Regions from separate parts of the Homo sapiens genome. Here region 1 is linked to region 2. Evidence: read pairs that join two places in POLR2A ChIA-PET (ENCODE). Cell type or tissue: Panc1. All regions are shown on one strand. Each heading gives the region's core, and the rest is flanking DNA. Links, peaks and the distances in the headings are about the cores only.

Evidence for each region. ChIA-PET counts read pairs that join two places held together with the same protein. Peaks named below come from ENCODE experiments on the same cell type or tissue, not always from the same donor. Only the 100,000 strongest peaks of a DNase experiment are listed, where the experiment ranks them.
Region 1: POLR2A ChIA-PET joins it to region 2 with 5 read pairs; 2 of 35 experiments call an interaction of 5 or more read pairs at or near these places.

The regions. Positions count from the first base shown.
Region 1 is chr6:108,710,144-108,715,518 of GRCh38, reverse strand. No RefSeq gene overlaps it. Among named protein-coding and RNA genes, the nearest start is that of LINC00222, 39 kb to the left of the region's middle. In Panc1, for the core only: no CTCF peak of the experiment used is centred there; no DNase peak of the experiment used is centred there.
Region 2 is chr6:108,580,729-108,586,103 of GRCh38, reverse strand. The region is part of intron 1 of FOXO3 (forkhead box O3); the gene reads right to left. Among named protein-coding and RNA genes, the nearest start is that of FOXO3, 22 kb to the right of the region's middle. In Panc1, for the core only: no CTCF peak of the experiment used is centred there; no DNase peak of the experiment used is centred there; H3K27ac peaks cover 800 bases.

The DNA.
Region 1 (5,375 bases), core at 160-5,159, 130 kb before region 2:
TGTCAAGGAGGGCGATTGGTCATTTTAACAAAACGTGGTGAGTGCCACAAAGGAGCACAGACAAGTGTTCTGTGGCATCTCCAGAAGCTCAGGGGTGCAGCAGAGCTGGATTGTAAAGAGTGAATAGGAATCCTGAGGCAGGCAGACCGCTTGAGCCCAGGAATTCAAGACCAGCCTGGGCAACATGGCAAAACCCTGTCTCTTCAAAAAATAAAAAAATTAGCCGGGTGTGGTCGCACAAGCCTCTGGTTTCGACTACTCTGGAGGCTGAGGTGGGAGGATCACTTGAGCCTGGAAGTTTGAGGCCACAGTGAACCATGATCACGGCATTGCACTGCAGCCTGGGGGACAGGGATTCTGACTCAGAAAGAAAGAAAGTGTGAATAGGACCTCAGCTGGCGAGCTACAGGAGAAAGAGATGAGACCATGTGCAGAGGTGCAAAGGTGTTCAAGGACATGGCAAGTCTGCAGCCTGACACAGGATTGGTAGCCAGCTCACATCTGGAGGACCCCCTGCTGGACACTAAGGAGGGATCTGGCATCCTGAAGGCAAAGGGGAAACATGAGCTGCTTAACGTGGCTTGGTTCCTATGAACTCATATTGAGCATTTAGTCAGCTAAAATCTTTCAGCTGTGTCACGGGTTTGTTAAACCAAAGTCCAGAACTTTCCATTTATTCCACTTAAATTTCTGGATCCTATTTCTGGCATCCAAGCTGTTAATAATCCCCCCCACCACCCCCACCCCCGGCAAGCTGTGTCATCTGCCCTTTAAGTTATTGATTAAAAATGTCCAAAACACAGGGCTCAGAGCTGAGCCTTGTTGCCTACCACTAGAGACTTCCTCCGAGTTACTCTCTATCTGCATGTCTCAGGTTTATGCTTTCAATGGGTTGTGAGTTCTACTTAAAAGCACCTCTAGCTCACAATTAACCAATTTTGTCTACAAGGAAGTCACAAGAGACCTTATCAGCTGTCTTGCTGAAATCCAGATGTACCACATCCTCAACGTCTCCCTGATCTACCCGCCCTGCCACACCATTAGAAGAAGAAATGAGGTGACACTGACATGACTTGTTTCCAGCAGTCCCATGAAGCTCTTCGAAGATCTGTGCTCCTATTTGTAAGGGGCACAAACCGTTTAACAGCATGCACTACAATTTTATTGGGGCTCCCCTTCCCACTTATTGGTTTGTAGTTTGCAGTATCTAAAGTGTTCTCCCTTTTAAAAACTGGGACTTTTGCCCACTCCATCCTTGGGGACTGTCTCACATTTGTTATGGTTTGTGAAAGATTAACAATAGCTGTTGAGCAATCTCGACATGCTGCAGCTGAGGCTGAGCAGTCACTGGTCAGGGTGAGGAGACCTGGACTCCCTTCAAACTCTGTCATGTTTGTTGGGCGCTTTCTCACCAATCTTGGACCCCAATTCCAACTCAGTAGGGTTATTTTTCCCTTCCCAGACTGGACATCATTCTTGAAAGAGAAAAGGGAAACATGAGTTTGGCATTTGGTCATAGTCTCTTTAGTGTTTTGTCTTGTACGCTAAAGAGTTTGAACTTGATCTGGTGAGTAGAGAAGTCAATGAAGATTTTTTTGAAAAAGGAAGTGATGTGATCGTATTTTAGGTGGAGAGGATTAAGGTTTTGACTGGTTCACATCATTACTACATTGCTGTTTATCAACATCTAACACTCGCAATTACCTCTAAGCAGGAGAAGCAGTGCAAGATAGACTAGCTCAGGTTGATCATTTTATCAACCTGAAAGGGGAAGCAGCTACGTGTAGGATTTGGAGTCTGAGAGACCTGGTTTTAGATACCAGTTCAATTGCTCAAAGGCAGGAGAGCTTAAACAAGCACCTTACCACCTCTGAGCCTCAGTTTCCACATTGAAAAAAATGGGAATCATAATTGTATGACAGGGTGGTTGTGAGGCTGGAAACAATGAATGTAATGGGCCTAGTACCACAGACAAAGTGCTCAATAAATGCTCCTTTGTCCAAATCCTTCATCTTTAGGTGTTGTGATTACACAGCAATCACGGTGCAGGATTCCCCAGCACCCCTAGACTGGGGACTTATTCCTGAAGCAGCCTGAAGAGAGTGGGGCCCTGATTAGACAGATGTGGGCTCTCAGCTGTCTGCAGCAGGCCCATCAAGGCCCCACTCCTGAGTGACCTGCAGGGGAGGCTGGCACTGAATTCCTAGAGTCCCAATCTCTCATCCCACCCTAATTAGCTCCACCTGGGTGTGTGTTCTCTCAGGAACTGCAGGGTTAATAGCTGGAAGAACCAGTTTTAAAATGCACCCTAAGGAGTTGGTCTGGAGCCTGGATGGGAGGCACCAGCCCCAGAAATGGAATGTGTCCCAGGGCCCCAGCCCAGGGCACCTGTAACTTCCTGCAGATGTGGCTGGTCACCTCCCACACACTTGAGCACCTCCTCCCATCCAGCTGTGGGCGTGCAGAGAAGGAAAATGCAGCATGCATAGGGGAGCGTGGTTAGGGAGGCACTGGCCATCCCATCATCCTACTGTCATCCCACCTGCTCTTAGGTTAGCCTTCCATGGCTGAGCAAAATGCCCTCTGGCCAGAGAAAGGCCAGTTCAGGCTGTCAGCTTCTCCTGGCCAGAAGAAGCCACGTTTTCACTGAACACATTGCCACCCAGATGCCCAGTTTTTTTTGGGGGGGGGGGGACAGGGTCTTGCCCTGTTGTCCAGGCTAGAGTGCAGTGGTACAACCATGGCTCACTGCAGCCCCCATCTCCTGAACTCAAGCAATCCTCCTGCCTCAGCTTCCCAAGTAGCTAGGACTACAGATGTGCATCACCACACCCAGCTAATTTTTGTATTTTTAGTAGAGATGGAGTTTCACCATTGGCCAGGCTGGTCTTGAACTCCTGACCTGCCCGCCTCAGCCTCCCAAAGTGTTGGGATTACAGGTGTGAGCCACTATGCCCGGCCTGATTCCCATTTCTTAAATGTGACATGAATTCTCCCACACATACATGCTTCAATCCTATCAAGAATCCCTGAACTCCCTAAACACAAACATAGCATGGGGCAAAATGCCAAGGGCTTTCATAGGATGGCTCTGTGCCTATGGTGTGGGTACTATTACTACCCCTCCCTCCCCCATTTTACAGATGAGGAGGCTGAGGCACTTGAGAAATCAGGTACTTCACCTGAGGCCACATAGCTAAGTCAGTGGCACAGACGGGATTTGAACTCTTGTAAGCTTGCTCTGCACTATGTTCTAGTTCCTCTCTTGTGATAGAAAGTCAGGGACTTGGAGACCTGGCGGAGATAACTGCCAACCACTGAGCCTCAATTCACTTTCTCTGGAGGCCCAGTGGCGGGGCCTATTATTCTCCAAGAAAAAATAACCGCAGACTCTCTAGTGACTGTTTAATCTGGGCTTCTAGGACCTCTGAAACGGAGGGGAGGCAGAGCAGAACTTCCCCCACCCCCACCCTGCCCCACACACGCACAGACACCCAGACACACATACCTCCCATTCCTCCCTTTGGGTCTGGGCAGCAGCCACAGCCTTTGGACACTGCATCCTTAACTATGTTTTTTTTTTTCATTTTTTTTTTATTGTGGTAAAAAATGTAAGTAGCATAAAATTTACAATCTTAACAATTTTAAAGTATACAGTTCCATAGTGTTTATTGTGCATCCAATATCTAGAACTTTCTCATCTTGCAAAACTGAAACTCAACACCCACCGAACAACTCCGCATTCTCCCTCCCCACTGCCCTTGGCAAACACTATTCTACTTTCTGTGTCTTAAATTTGATTTGAACCTGGGTTTAAGGGTTTCATTCAGAGAAACGCTTCCTGCGTGAGTCGTGTTTTCAGTGGGTGGTGAGTGGAGACGTTAGTGATGGCAGAATGTAAGCATCCTGTGGGCAGAGACTTTTGTCTTGGTCACCTTTTCCCCAACACTTGGCACACAGTAAGTGCTCAATAAAAATGTGTTGCCTCAACAAATGAAGAATTGAACAGCTTGCTAAGCCCGTGGAAAGCAGCCCCTCCAGGTAAACTGATCTGTAACTATAGCCATTTGCAGACTTCAGGGTCCTAGATTTGGTGGTGAGCAGGCTTTTCCGCTAGAGCCCCAGCCGCCCCTCCCTCCCTGCTAATGCTCTCAGCCACCCCTCTATTCCTGTCACCCCTCTCTCTTGAGAATGACTCTGGATTTTGTCATTCTGACTGGGCTGACAGGGAGAATGCTTTAAAAGTTTGAGAAGTGATGCCTTAGAGGAAGGTTTTGGCAGCTGGTGATAAATTGTCGACCTTGCTTCCAGAAAAAAAAAAAAAAAAGCATTATCTCTTTTCGCTCCTCACAAGGGAGATTTTTAAGAATATCAGCACTTTTTTTGTGTGCAAACAGTGAGATCCAGCAGTTTGCAAACCACACCTCCAGGTAAAAAGCCCTTCGAGATAGGAATGAGAATGAAGGGATCTCACACAAATACAGACACAACAAAGGTCGTTTCTTCCAGTGTGGAATTAGCAGAAGGAAGCAACTTTGAGGAGACAGCGTGTTAGCCCAATGCCACACTTTGATGTCCCAGTCAATAAAGACTCAGGGAGGCAGCACGTGCTGTGTGCCCAAGCTCTGAGTATTTTGTACATAATAACTCAGTTCATCCTCCCATCAGTCTCGAGGGAGGTAGTGTCACACCCATTGTACGGAGGGGAAAACCAAGCTACTAAGAAGTTAAGTTGCCTGCCTGTGGTCACATGCCTGGCTGGGATTTGAATCCAAGTGTTTGGTTCCAGAGGCTGGGCTCTTAATAGCAAACGATGCTGACTATCTTTACTCATTTACTAAATTGTTTATTAATTGGTAACAACCATACACAGAGAGCCCACTGCGTGACAGGCCTTACTGCCAGCAGTAAACAGAACAGTCCTCACCCGCCCAGAGCTTGCAGTCTGGGACGTTAATTCCATGAGGGGACGTGTCTTGTCTGTGAGGGCAGCCCAGGGAAAGGGGCAACCCAGACCCACAAATCACCAAGCCAAATTCAACTTCACCTCATGATGAAGACAGTCCTGACAAACAACTTCTTGGAGCCAAAATGTAATCTTCTTATTTGAGAAAAACAGCTCTAAGTGAAGGTGTGTTTTAATGATGGCTCTGGCCTCAGGAGGAGGTTTGGAACACCAACCTGCTGTGAGGCTGTTGACTCTGTATACAGTATACAGTATACAGTGTGCTTCCTGGCACTGGCCCCACCTGCCAGCCCGGGAACCAAGTAAAGCCAAGATTTCCTCATGAAAATGTCAAATGAAACCATCGTAATACCAAATATTAATATCAGCTGGATTCCTGTATTGGAGGAGGATCAAAGGAGCTTTGGGT
Region 2 (5,375 bases), core at 68-5,067:
GAATTAACATCTTTGGGGAAAAGTGATCTTCGCTTTTCCAGAGGCTTGAGGCCTTCCAGGACTGGCAGGTCTGTGTCTATTTCAGAGGCAGTGAAAAAGTAGGAAGCCGGCTGAGAAAGTGGGATAGGAATGTGGTAGAAGCCGACCTTAGGCATGTGTCCCTCATCTCTCTTCCATGTACCCTTGAAGGAGACATAAGGGCAGCAGCCAGAGTGACAGCCACTGGGGCAGCACGCCCACCACTTTGCAGACGCCTCTAAGCACAGAGCGATTTTGTATGCTACTGAGCCCAGTGTGTTTTAAGTGGTTTAGAGTTTCATTCAGCTAAAATCTAGAAGGTTACAGACTAATGGAATAATAATAACGATACCTTTTCCTAAGGCACCCTAAGTAGCCTCTGAAGCACTCTAATGGGAGGTAAAAGGCATCTCTACATTGAAGGAAAGCATGGGGCACACCTTGCAGACTCCCAGCTGTCTCAGGATCAAGAGCCCAGCCCTGTTCTGCTGAAGCGCTGAGTAAGAGGGCAGAGGGCCTTCCTGGATAGTTAAGGAGCCATGGCCTCCCTGCCAACTTGGGCTCCAATCTCAATAATGCACAGCTGGTCCCCAGGCCCTGATCCACTTTGAGATCTTTCAGGCCTGGATTTTGGTGCTTTCAGCAAAATCTAAACTCCAAGTGGGAAACCTCTGCTCCCCAGGAGCTGGGAAAATAAATAAGATGGCAAAGATTCTTCATGGCTTGAAGATTTTGGAGATAGAGGCCGGGCGCGGTGGCTCACGCCTGTAATCCCAGCACTTTGGGAGGCCGAGGCGGGTGGATCACGAGGTCAGGAGATCGAGACCATCCTGGCTAACGGGGTGAAACCCCGTCTCTACTAAAAAAATACAAAAAATTAGCCGGGCGCGGTGGCGGGCGCCTGTAGTCCCAGCTACTCGGGAGGCTGAGGCAGGAGAATGGCGTGAACCCAGGAAGCGGAGCTTGCAGTGAGCCGAGATTGCGCCATTGCAGTCCGCAGTCCGGCCTGGGCAACAGAGCGAGACTCTGTCTCAAAAAAAAAAAAAAAAAAAAAAAAAAAAAAGATTTTGGAGATAGCAATTCTTGGTGGCAAAGCAAGTGCCAAAGCCATAGATCAGGAATTCAACTTCTCATTTCAAAACGGGCCAGCTCTACCACCCTGTGCAGGCTACCATGTTTCAACTGCATCACTATGAAATAAGGTAAGATTCTTGTCTTTTACCTCTCACTATAGTACTACTGAGGCTATTCAGAGCTCCTTAGGAAAGGCTATCATTATTGTTATTCTATTAGTCTACAACCTCCTAGATTTTAGCCAAATGAAAATCTAAACCATTTTAAATAAACATTGGACTCAGTATCAACCAAAATTGGCTCTACATCCTAGTAAATGCAAGTTTCCAGATGGCAAGATTCTAGGTGAAATCATCAAAATACTACATAAGTGCCACACATCATTACGTGCCTTCCACTCGTTAATTCACCCAACACTCTGCATGTTACGGATGAACCAAGTTATCTCCTTTACAAAAAGCAGACTCAGTATCCTTTCATGGTTACACAAACAAAAGCAAAGCCAACGCGAAAGGATGGACAACTCCCACCTCCCTGAAACCTGCAATCCATCATGCAGGGTCTGTTTTTTTATCACTTTTCCTTGAGGGTTGCAAAACTTCTGCAAGGAATTCTTTGATTACAGTAATACTTTTATCAACAAAAAAATGAACTCCAACAACACCCTGTATTGTCAGAAATTTCATTATCAAAGGTGAAAATAATGAATGATGGCAGAGATACATGCCAGGATGCACAGTTCAGCAAGACTTCCCTTCTTTCTAGGCAAGGTGGATTAGTGCCATCTCCCAAGAAAAACAACTTTCTGTTTGCATATCCCTATCACCCACTATACTGCAGACTCACCAGAAGCAATGCCCACTTGTATGTCCATCTTTATTCCATGCATTACCGTGCCGGCGGAATGAAACTAAATGGATGAATAACCATGGCTGTGACCTATGAAGCACGCCCCCATATGATCAAGTCACATGAGCCCTGGACATGTATACTTTTCCCTGAGTTTAGGCCTGGACCAGCACAGGCTGCAGAAGCCAGCACCACTGCCACCAACCCATACTGCTGAAGGACCAGAACTTCCAACCATCTGGGTGACCAACAAAACTCTGTCTACGAGAATTATACTCAGAAAATGTGCTGTATTTTTATTTACCTTTAAAGCACACACAGATTGCTTCACCACAGCACTGAAATCTTATTTGCCACAGACCTTTCAATAATCGGCAATGAGACTGAAATCTTGGTAACATTTAAAGTGACTAGAAGTGGCATTTTGGCTATCAGTGCCAAAGCCAAACAAATTCCTTATTCCAGAGACTGCCAAACTTCTCCAGTGCCTGAAGAAGAGCTTAGCATTATCAGACTTTAATAGTTACAGAAAGCTGCTTTGGGGGCTTAATTCCCAATAAAAGATATCCAAGTGTACCAAACATTATTTAATATATGGGTTGCCCAGCATTAAGACTGGTGAAACTGCAAATTTCTCTTGCAGCCAACTGCTGCCCATTAAAGCCACTGATCCAGCTTATGTGCCCACTCCTCTGGCACACAGTAACTAATTCTTGGAAACATTACATGCAATATACTTCTTTCCCAAAGTCACAACCATCAAAGTTACAACCACTCAGAAAACTCAGGCCCCATCACTCTGGATAATAGGGCTACCACCGGGCAATCCTTCTTCAAGGTTCAAAGGTTTATTAGGTAGCATTTTGGCTGCCTGTTGTCTCCCATAGCTACCTTTTCACCGAATGCCCCCACACCAGCCACAGTGAAATAAAAAGCCTAGTTCTTCCCTAGAAAATAAAGTAGTGAGTCTGAAGCGAGGACTGTATCCAGGCACATTACATATGTTCATGAGACAGCTGCAGATCTTCCTCAGCAAGAATGGTGGTGACCACGGAGTCAGTTCACAGGTAAGAGTGACCTCACTGGGTGGTTTCAAGTAACCTCCTTTACATCTTTGATCCTTAATATCCTCATCCAGAAAATAAAGGGTAAGTCAGATGACATCCAAGGCACTGCGTTTCAGGACTCAGGAGTTCCATCATCAATTTGGCATTAATTTGCATCTCAGATTAGTCCTTCCCCTAGAAAATCCCTCAGGAAGCAGTCCAGGTGAGATGAACAGGGGAACATTAGGGACATAAAGCAGGGCTGCTGAGAAGGGGGTACCGAGAGTCACATGGAAGGCAGTTACACCCAACAAGAATGTGAATAACAGACCCAGCAGGTGGACTGGCCTACCGTCCTGTTTTTCCTGGGTCAGAGTCAGCTTTCCCATCTTAATATACAGCTACACACTCAAAAACAAGAGAAAAAATACTCAAAGTCTGCCCTAAAAACTGTCTCCTTGGGGAAAAAAAAAAATAACCCCACTGCTTAACATCCCTTCAAAGCTGTCATCTACTATCTCCATGACAAAAACCTAACAAAGGGATTAAGGTAACCAGAATAAATGCATTATCTGACAAATGGTTCATTTATTTTCTTTTAGGAACATCTCTGTTTACATGGCAGGAAACACAAAATTTTTATTTTAAAAAGTCCAGCAACTGTTTAAAATGTTATTGGTCTGGACTGAGCAAAGGGATGTTACTGAGTTCTTACAACTGGATATAACTTACAACTGGATTCCCAGATGACTTCACAGATGAAAATCTGCCTCCTGGGACAACAACAACACAAGGCTGGGAACTCTTACTTCTATTCAGCCCAAGCCTGCTGGGCCTGCTTCCCACACCTAGCACATAAGATGTTTAGGATGGTCCCTAGATTTCACCTAAAAGCAGCTGGTAGGCACTTATTTAGGTGGCTAGTAAATAAATGGCCTATACCAAGCCAGTGAAGAAAGGGCCAATGTCCTTTATTCCTGTGAGGGTTAGGAGTGCAGGAAAAATACGTTGTCCCTATATGACAGTTAAAACTGTTTATATAATATTCCAAAAATAGCTGACATTGTTTGTAGGGCTTTTTTTCTTGGAGAGTATGCAGCCTATATTTTTAAACATTAAGAAAGCTTTATCTTTACCATTTATCTCAGAAAAAAAATGGAGACACTTTTTATTTTTCATGCAGATGAGAAATACCAGACAACCAAGTTTTTTTAAACAAAGTCTTGGCAGCGAGCCACAGATCATTTTTCATGAAAGGGAGATAATGGGGGAAAGATGGCATGGCAGTTTCCTATTTCTTTCCTCTCGTTCCTTTGCCCATCAAACACTGAAGACTTTGGGAGATTTAGTTCACAGACAGAATGCCTCTCTCACCTTGACAAAGAAGAAATGATTCATAATGCTGAACTCTTTGGAAGGCACTATCAAAACACAAAACTTTTTTTTTTAAACTACTCCAAAACCACAAAATAACTTTGCTTTCCTCCTTTTCCTTCCAGTATAGAAAGAACTGCAGTGGTTCACTTGCCTCCCCAAAGTGTCTCAATGGTTCCATGACTGAAACTGAAAGTAAATCTGCTTGCATTTTAAATTATAAAGCAGGCTCATTAATGATATTGCTTAATCAGCAGTACATATGTGTTGTTTGATAATGTTCTTTGAAGAAATTTTGTAACGGCTTAACTCTTCCAAACCCAGCCATCACCCCTAATATTTCATCACAATCACACAACTACAACCCTCCAGCCTCTGCCAAGGTATTCTGACTGGGCTGCCTTCCATGCTCCTCAACCCCCATTTGCCAATCCAGTTATTACCCCTGTCCTCCACAGTTTGGCCTCCTCCTACTGCTTCCATCTTTCAACATCTGCCTGTTACAGTCACCTTCTTAAACCACCATATACAATGTCCTGGGCCTAATTTAAACTGTGAAGCAGATCCAAAGAAAAGAATGAAAACTAGACCCAAATGACCCACTGGCTTCCAAGCACGATGTCGCTGTTCAACAAAAGATGATATACAATTAGTCTGCTTCAACTTCCACAGAAGGGGCAGGGGCAGGGAGAGAAAGCAATGACTACAGGAAAGTTTAAGTGCAGTTTAGAGTAAACTCATCTATGTGTCTCATTTCTGAATCTGTGAAAGATGAGCTGGGTCACCCTTGCTGGAATATCACATCTGCTCTAGAGCCTGGAGAAAAAAGGCAGTTTGAAGTGTCCCATCCCTAAGAATAACCACACTTCACAAGAGTACAAGTCTGAAAAGCCTTTTGTGTTCAATGTGAATGCTTGTCTACAACCTAACACTCAACTCTGTTCTTTCTATGGGTTCTCAAACAATGACAGCTACGTAGAACACATCTACAATTCTAACGGATCATGCAAACTC